Linked DNA regions of Mus musculus: region 1 is linked to region 2. A link is a contact called in ENCODE Hi-C or POLR2A ChIA-PET data. All regions are on one chromosome and are shown on one strand. The core of a region is the stretch at or near the end of the contact, and the rest is flanking DNA. Distances in the headings are between cores, read along the strand shown. Region 1 holds the start of H2ac15 (H2A clustered histone 15). Region 2 holds the start of H1f4 (H1.4 linker histone, cluster member).

Region 1 (3,880 bases), core at 692-3,191, 1.9 Mb after region 2:
TAATTTTAGCCCAAATCTAAACCCATGAGCCTTGTTATTGGCCTCTATCCCTCTTCATAGTAAAAGAAAATACAAATACTTAGAGAAACAAGGTTTTCATAAATTTTTCTTTATGAAAAATGTAATGAAGTTTAGAATTTTTACACAGGTTCTTTCCCTCTCTATTGTATCTATACTATCATATATATAGTATGTGACAACCAAGATGACATAGGAAACACACACCGAAATGTAAAGCAAATTATGTCAAACATGCAAGAGCAAATTTCTGTTCCCAAAAAGTTTTCAGAGGCTCTGTGCTTCCCAGACATCTGAGCCGACCTTTATCGCTCAAATAGTCTCTGTGTAATATTTTTTATTTTCACTTATCAATATTATTAGTTGGTAATCACACACTTTTATATGAACTTCAAAACTAATTTGGTTTTGATTTTATGAAGTGCTATTGTATGTGAACCTCCTAAAACATGCCTGAAATTTATTTCAGCTGTTTTCTTCTGTATATGACATGTATTGTTAATTTATCTCGATTAATTCATTTAAAAAAATGAAGAAACATGTATCTATTTCTACTAGTTTGTCTGAAAGAATGCCATGTCCCCTAAACAAACAAACAAAAAATTCAAAACTGTTGCTTATGAGCTGGGAGTCACTAGAATACACTAATCATATAAAAATGTACCACCAAAAGAACTGGAGCGATTTCGTGTAGATTCCAGAAAGATTTAAAAATGTTTCAACTAATCTATTGCAATATTTAAACTGAAAATCCCATTAAGGTGAGAATAAGGAAACAGCAGGCAAAGGCCTGACTTTTCCTTTTAAATTTGTTCCAAGCATCAGAAACAGTGGATAAGGGAAGCACCCCAAGAATGGTGGAGAAACAAACGCCACTATCTCTGGCGCTTAAATTTGAAATTGCCCGCGCAGCACAGTAATTGGCTAATGAAGCCACTAACTGATAAGGACAAGATGAGTGTATGTTTTACTTCTGTTAAATTAATGCAAAGAGGAGGGAAAAAAGAAAGACGGCTTACAACACTGTATTCAAGAGGGTAGGAATAGGTGCTATATGTATAGGTTAAGACCAGTTAAGTTTATAGTGTGGAAGGGAACTTTCTAGTCATGAACCTCTGGAATTGACACCTTCCATAAGTCTTTAGATTTCTAAGCAATTATCTCACAAAGTGCACATCCTTCCAATAAAGTGAGTGGCTCTAAAAAGAGCCTTTGTTTCAGGAGTGAGTTAGAGGAACCCCAAAGTGAATACAGGGCAACAGCCTTTTTTAGTTGAAAGTGTGGGTGGCTCTGAAAAGAGCCTTTGGGTTAGGAGTGTGAGTTAAAGGAACTCACTTGGAGCTGGTGTACTTGGTGACAGCCTTGGTGCCCTCCGACACGGCGTGCTTGGCCAGCTCCCCGGGCAGCAGCAGGCGCACGGCCGTCTGGATCTCCCGGGATGTGATGGTCGAGCGCTTGTTGTAATGCGCCAGGCGGGACGCCTCGCTCGCGATGCGCTCGAAGATGTCGTTCACGAACGAGTTCATGATGCCCATGGCCTTGGAGGAGATGCCGGTGTCGGGGTGCACTTGCTTCAGCACCTTGTACACGTACACCGAGTAGCTCTCCTTGCGGCTGCGCTTGCGCTTCTTGCCGTCCTTCTTCTGGGCCTTGGTGACGGCCTTCTTGGACCCCTTCTTCGGGGCGGGAGCGGACTTAGCGGGTTCAGGCATGGTAGGAACTGACCAAAAGCCTAAAGATACAGAAAGAAAAGAAATGTAAAGTGTGTCTGCACAGGCTGCCTTTTAAACAAACTTGTGGCTATAGCTATCGCGAATTAGCAGTCGTCATCCACCAAATACCCAATCATAGCAAGGGCTTTTCAATGCAACTCTGTTATTGGTCTAGGTGCAATGCTTCTATGTAACCAATGAAATTCCTACTTTTTCATGCCCTGCATTGACTATAAATACTGTCAGCTTTGCCTTCAAACCACTTACTGAGCAGGCTTATATTCTAGGTTCTACCATGTCAGGAAGAGGCAAGCAGGGTGGCAAGGCTCGCGCCAAGGCCAAGACCCGCTCCTCCCGGGCCGGCCTGCAGTTCCCCGTGGGCCGCGTGCACCGGCTGCTCCGCAAAGGCAACTACTCGGAGCGCGTGGGCGCCGGCGCCCCGGTGTACCTGGCAGCCGTGCTAGAGTACCTGACGGCCGAGATCCTGGAGCTGGCGGGCAACGCGGCCCGCGACAACAAGAAGACGCGCATTATCCCGCGCCACCTGCAGCTGGCCATCCGCAACGACGAGGAGCTCAACAAGCTGCTGGGCCGCGTGACCATCGCGCAGGGCGGCGTCCTGCCCAACATCCAGGCCGTGCTGCTGCCCAAGAAGACCGAGACCCACCACAAGGCCAAGGGGAAGTGAGGCCCTTGATAGAAAGCAACCCTTTCCAACCACCAAAGGCTCTTTTCAGAGCCACCTACAAAAACACTTGGAGGAGTTGTGCTACTTTGGATCATTATTGGGCTAATGAGTGCAACACTGAGATAATGTGAACCTAACCCTAGTTTTATTAATGCCTTTAGAATTGTTGCATCCAACCTATTTATACAAGCCAGTGTGAAATTTAATTTACTGACCTATAAATACTAGTAGCTATTACTACGTTTTAATGTTTCAGGCCACGAAGTTTGCTTGTATCTTCCTGTAGTGCATTCTAGGAGGAAGAGCAAGTTACAGCTTAGGGACTACTTAGTTCCCTCAGCATTTACAGGATGACGTCTGTCGTTTTTATAAAATTTGGGAATCTGTTCAGCTTTATACCCCCTTTCAACCTTTTCTGTTACATTGCAGAAGATTTTTTTTTTTTGTAAACACCTTATAACTTACATGCAAGATAAAGGTTACCGTGGTTGCACAAACTTTTAAGGAGGCTGAGGTTAAAGAAAATGTTAAAAACAAACAAACAAAAAAACCCTCTGCTGCCAACAGACTTGCCGAAGAAATGCCGAAGATATACAATTCAGTATATTTCTATTTATTCTGAGTCAGTAGAAGAAATTAGCAGAAAAGGAACTCTAGAAAGGAAGGTTGAAGATTGATGTAGTAAATCTATTACTAGAGTTATGTTATCTGAAAACAATTTGGAGTATATATGGACAGCAGTTACCATGAAAAAGTCATTTAGGGGGCTGGAGGAGTGGCCAAGTGGTCAAGGATGATTGCTGATCCTGTAAGAGTTCTCTAGTTTAATTCCTAGCTAACATCAGGTTTAGGGTTGCGGCAGAGAGAAGCTAGAATTGCAGGTCTCAGTCTCCCTGTCATCTCACAGGTCGAGTACCCACTGCCTGTTATATCCTGTGCCAAACTCCACTTACACACACGGACTGAACCAAACACACATCATTCTTGGACATGTGGAGCTTGATGGAAGCCAGGATCCACCAACAATCAAAAACCTTATACATCCTGTTGGACCTCCCAGCCTGCTTGGTGTCCTATAGTCAAATCTTCAAGTTCCACAGTATTCAAATGACAAATTTGAAACAGAGGAATAAGAAACCCTTCCTTTGTCACTTTTTATTGTTAATTGTCTTTTTCTCATGAGACTTCCTCATAGAAAGCAGAGACATGGGAGCACCTCCAGAACACCTGGAGAAAAGTCCCAGCATACGGGTTCAAGCCAAACTCATCATTTTATCTGGGTTCCTAAAATAGCCATTGGCTTTCTTTCAGGATTCACAGGCACTGAAGCCAGTCTTCAGTGTAGTCCTTGTTTTCTCTACTGAGCGGAGATGACAGGCTCTTAACTGTGCCTCTTCACAGCTCTCTGGTACAGCCCTAATACTCTTCATGGTTTATCCTTTCCCACCTTTCTGACTTTGAC
Region 2 (3,781 bases), core at 930-3,429:
TTTAGACATATGGAGATTCACTAGTCAGAATCATCTGTAGAAGAGTTTGTAATTTGTAGTTAAAATACAAGAATGAAGATTCACATATACATGTGTAATTTTGCTATTGCTTACTTGCCTAGCAGATTAATGTAAAATAATAAAGTTTTTTTTATATTGTTCCTATCTCATTATTTAAAAAAAAAAAAAGTACCTGATTTAATGATAGGCAAGGTTCATTGCCTTCTCTGCCAAGCAAGCAGTTTAAGGGGAAAGCATAGAGGACTCGAATTGTCTCGAAATTCAGGGAGTTTAATCCCTGCCCCCATCTTGAACTCAATGAGAAACAAGAAACCAAAAAAAAGATATTGGAGAGCAAATACTAATGTGTTCTACCATTTGCAGGAAGTTTTTTTTTTTTTGTTATTAACAAAAAGGGGTTAAATCCCCACTTTTCAATATCAAACACCCATACAGTTTCTCTGCTCTGGCTCAGAGTTTTAATGAATACCAAAGTTTGCATTTGTTAATACATGAAGGTGAAAATATACATTATAGCATAGAAATACTGATAATATGAATCACTTTTATATAAAATTCATCATTAAAGATAATACCACAAGATCTTAAAAATGCCTCATGGACACTGTGTTGAACTGCTGAGTTCCTCTGTTTGCATTGCTTTTGTGTGTGGAGGTTTAGGATAGTAGAATTGATAATGTGATGTTAGAGACAATTGTATCACAAAACAAAAGCCATCACATTATACTATTGTATAACATAACATTGTATCTTACACTATTGTAAACATTGTATCTTATACTATTGTATAATATACTATTTTATAATATAACAATGTATCTTGTCTCTGTAGTGGGAGTCTTGTAATTTCTGAATATAATTCCAACCAAACATCCCAGAAATAATTACTGACACTGGATTATCATTGATCTCCTAGTCGTTACCTTGGTTGAACAGCTACATAAATAAAACAACCCATTTAACACCTTCAAGGCATGTCTTTGAATCTGTTTGAATGTCTTCTCAAATATGATTCTAAGATTAAATCTTAACCCCTCATTTACCCTGAGGAGATCCACGAAACATTATTCCCATGTTTCCATAAGGAGTAGCCATATATGGAGAACAGCTGTTCAGTAACGGGGCTAGGATTCTGTAACGAAGGCAGTAGAGATGTTCTGAGCTATATTTCTCATGTGTGTTTCTCTTGATCAATGGCTCAGTTATCTAGTTTTAATATACCACATTACAATTTAGTCCTAAAACATGTCAGAAGAACTATGCAAGACCCAAGAGAAATTCCTCAAAGTAAATCCCACCTTCATTTCCAAAGACGTTGAAAACAGCATTTATATGTTTCTTGGAAATTAGTCATTTTTATGTCTGCACCATAAGTATGTTTTGTACTCTCCCCCGACCCCAGTACTCTGAATTTGAGGTACCTCAACCCAAAGGAGTAGTTTGTCCAGAGAAATAGAAAAGCAACAGCCCCGCCCCCAACCCATGGGAACAGAAAGAAAAGAATTATACTAAGAAATTATTTTAAAACTTAGGAGAAGCGGCAGAAATAAAACCATAGATATATAGACTCATGGCCTATGAGAGAAGAATTTAACTCAAAATGGTAAATAATCTGTTAAGCATTGAACTAAACCAGTTTGATGAACTCAAATGCCCTCTGCTCAATAGGCAGGACTCTCGGAGGAGCCTGTGTTACTTCCTTCACTTAAGTGCAGATTTGTAATAAAAATCATAATGCCAAAGGCAAGGTTTTGGGCTACACAAGAAGCTAACCACTTGGAGAATCGTCTTTGATGGGTCAGAAAACTGTACAGTCCAAGATCAGTTTATAATTTACGAAGAAAATAGAAAGTTTTGTTTCTCTGAGTTGAAATTTGCTGAACACCGCAGGAAATATTGCAAGTTTTTGGCAGAAGGCTTAATGCTTTGCTCACTTTTTGAGATGTGCATGAAGCCCGAGACTTCGGGGAACATTATTTTTTAAAAATCGGGCAATTCGATGTAGGGAATTTTGACATTTTTGGCTTTTTTTGAGGTGTAACAAACACAACTCCGCATCTGAGAGGACACTCCGCGGCTGCCAGCGAGGCGGGCTGGACAGCGCACCAATCACGGCGCAGCTCCGCCCTATATAAACGGGCGGGCGCAGCGCCGCGGCCCGAGTCCTGGCCAGTCCCTCTGCTTCCGGCTCGAGTTCTCTCTCCTCACACGCTTCGCCATGTCCGAGACCGCGCCTGCTGCGCCCGCCGCACCGGCCCCCGCCGAGAAGACACCCGTCAAGAAGAAGGCCCGCAAGGCCGCAGGTGGCGCGAAGCGCAAAACCTCCGGACCCCCGGTGTCCGAACTCATCACCAAGGCTGTGGCCGCCTCCAAGGAGCGCAGCGGCGTGTCCCTGGCTGCGCTCAAGAAGGCGCTGGCGGCCGCGGGGTACGATGTGGAGAAGAACAACAGCCGCATCAAGCTCGGCCTGAAGAGCCTGGTGAGCAAGGGTACCCTGGTGCAGACCAAGGGCACCGGCGCCTCCGGCTCCTTCAAACTCAACAAGAAGGCGGCTTCCGGTGAGGCTAAGCCCAAAGCAAAAAGGGCAGGCGCGGCCAAGGCGAAGAAGCCTGCGGGCGCAGCCAAGAAGCCCAAGAAGGCTGCGGGGACAGCCACCGCCAAGAAGAGCACCAAGAAGACTCCAAAGAAAGCGAAGAAGCCAGCTGCAGCTGCAGGAGCCAAAAAAGCTAAGAGCCCGAAGAAGGCAAAGGCAACTAAGGCTAAGAAGGCGCCCAAGAGCCCTGCCAAGGCGAAAACGGTAAAGCCTAAAGCGGCCAAACCAAAAACCTCCAAGCCTAAGGCAGCTAAGCCAAAGAAAACCGCAGCCAAGAAAAAGTAAATTTTCTTTGGCCAACTGCTTAGAAGCCCAACAACCCAAAGGCTCTTTTCAGAGCCACCCACAACTCTCAGTAAAAGAGCTGTTGCACATTCACAGGGGGTGTGGTTAGGGTGGGAACAAACCTTAGTGGGCTGAGCTTAGCAGAGGAGGCTGGGGATATGTGGGTGTGCGCAATGGTGTTAACTCTAGCTTAGCTATCTGAAGGTCTGTACATAATCTCCTGTATGTGTGGTGGTGGTGGGTAAGTTCATATCCCACAAGTGACCCTTAGAGACCATGGGAATGAAGTAGTTTACTCCCGGCTGCCACGTCGATAACTTTTAAGGGAGATAGCAGAATGATTTAGAGATAGAATCTTAAGCATTGAGCGATTCAGTGCGTAAAGAGCAGGATCGATGTCCTGACAACCCCACCCGCATCTCATCTCAGTTCTGACTGCTGAAATCAAGCATACAAACCCAACTAGAGTACTTTTTTTTCTGTGTTCCCCCATGTTTGATAGCGATCGTGCTTAAATAGGTTAGCTATAGCAGATTTGTGCAGTTTAATTCGTACGTCCCGATTGGTGAAAGCGAAGTGACAAGACAGCCAATGAGACAGTAGACCTTCAAGTGTCGTTTACGTTCCTGTTCGTGACGAAACACTAAAACTAACCCAATCCTGAAAGAAATCTTATTAACCTCATTTGAATACTGCGTAATGTAAATGAATGTGGTGTTAACTGGTGACGGAGTAGGTATTTTACCAAATGTTTAGTGTGCCCAAGGGAGGGAGTTAAATTTTACACAATCCCTGAGCTGGCGAAGTCCGAGCCTGCCCCACAGAAGGATTCTTAGAAGCTGCCATCAACAAACAGAAGGACAAGGAGCGCAAACGCTACTG

The links. A loop is a pair of places that touch in the nucleus more often than their neighbours do. ChIA-PET counts read pairs that join two places held with the same protein, here RNA polymerase II (POLR2A).
Region 1: a loop to region 2 is called in a map of left cerebral cortex, with 10 times the contacts of the local background. The contact joins the promoter of H2ac15 here to the promoter of H1f4 in region 2. A Hi-C loop is called at or near these places in 1 of 37 maps with a recorded cell type or tissue (left cerebral cortex). POLR2A ChIA-PET finds 5 or more read pairs at or near these places in 1 of 5 experiments (Patski).

Annotation. Positions count from the first base shown.
Region 1 is chr13:21,751,973-21,755,852 of GRCm38, reverse strand. It overlaps H2ac15 (H2A clustered histone 15), which reads left to right and starts at 1,941. Exons shown (of 1, transcript NM_178183.2): 1 at 1,941-2,476. The coding sequence starts at 2,026. The coding sequence ends at 2,418. H2bc15 (H2B clustered histone 15) reads right to left here and starts at 1,777. Exons shown (of 1, transcript NM_178201.3): 1 at 1,300-1,777. The coding sequence starts at 1,730. The coding sequence ends at 1,350.
Region 2 is chr13:23,620,956-23,624,736 of GRCm38, reverse strand. It overlaps H1f4 (H1.4 linker histone, cluster member), which reads left to right and starts at 2,179. Exons shown (of 1, transcript NM_015787.4): 1 at 2,179-2,960. The coding sequence starts at 2,240. The coding sequence ends at 2,899. It overlaps H2bc6 (H2B clustered histone 6), which reads left to right and starts at 3,643. Exons shown (of 2, transcript NM_001177653.1): 1 at 3,643-3,781.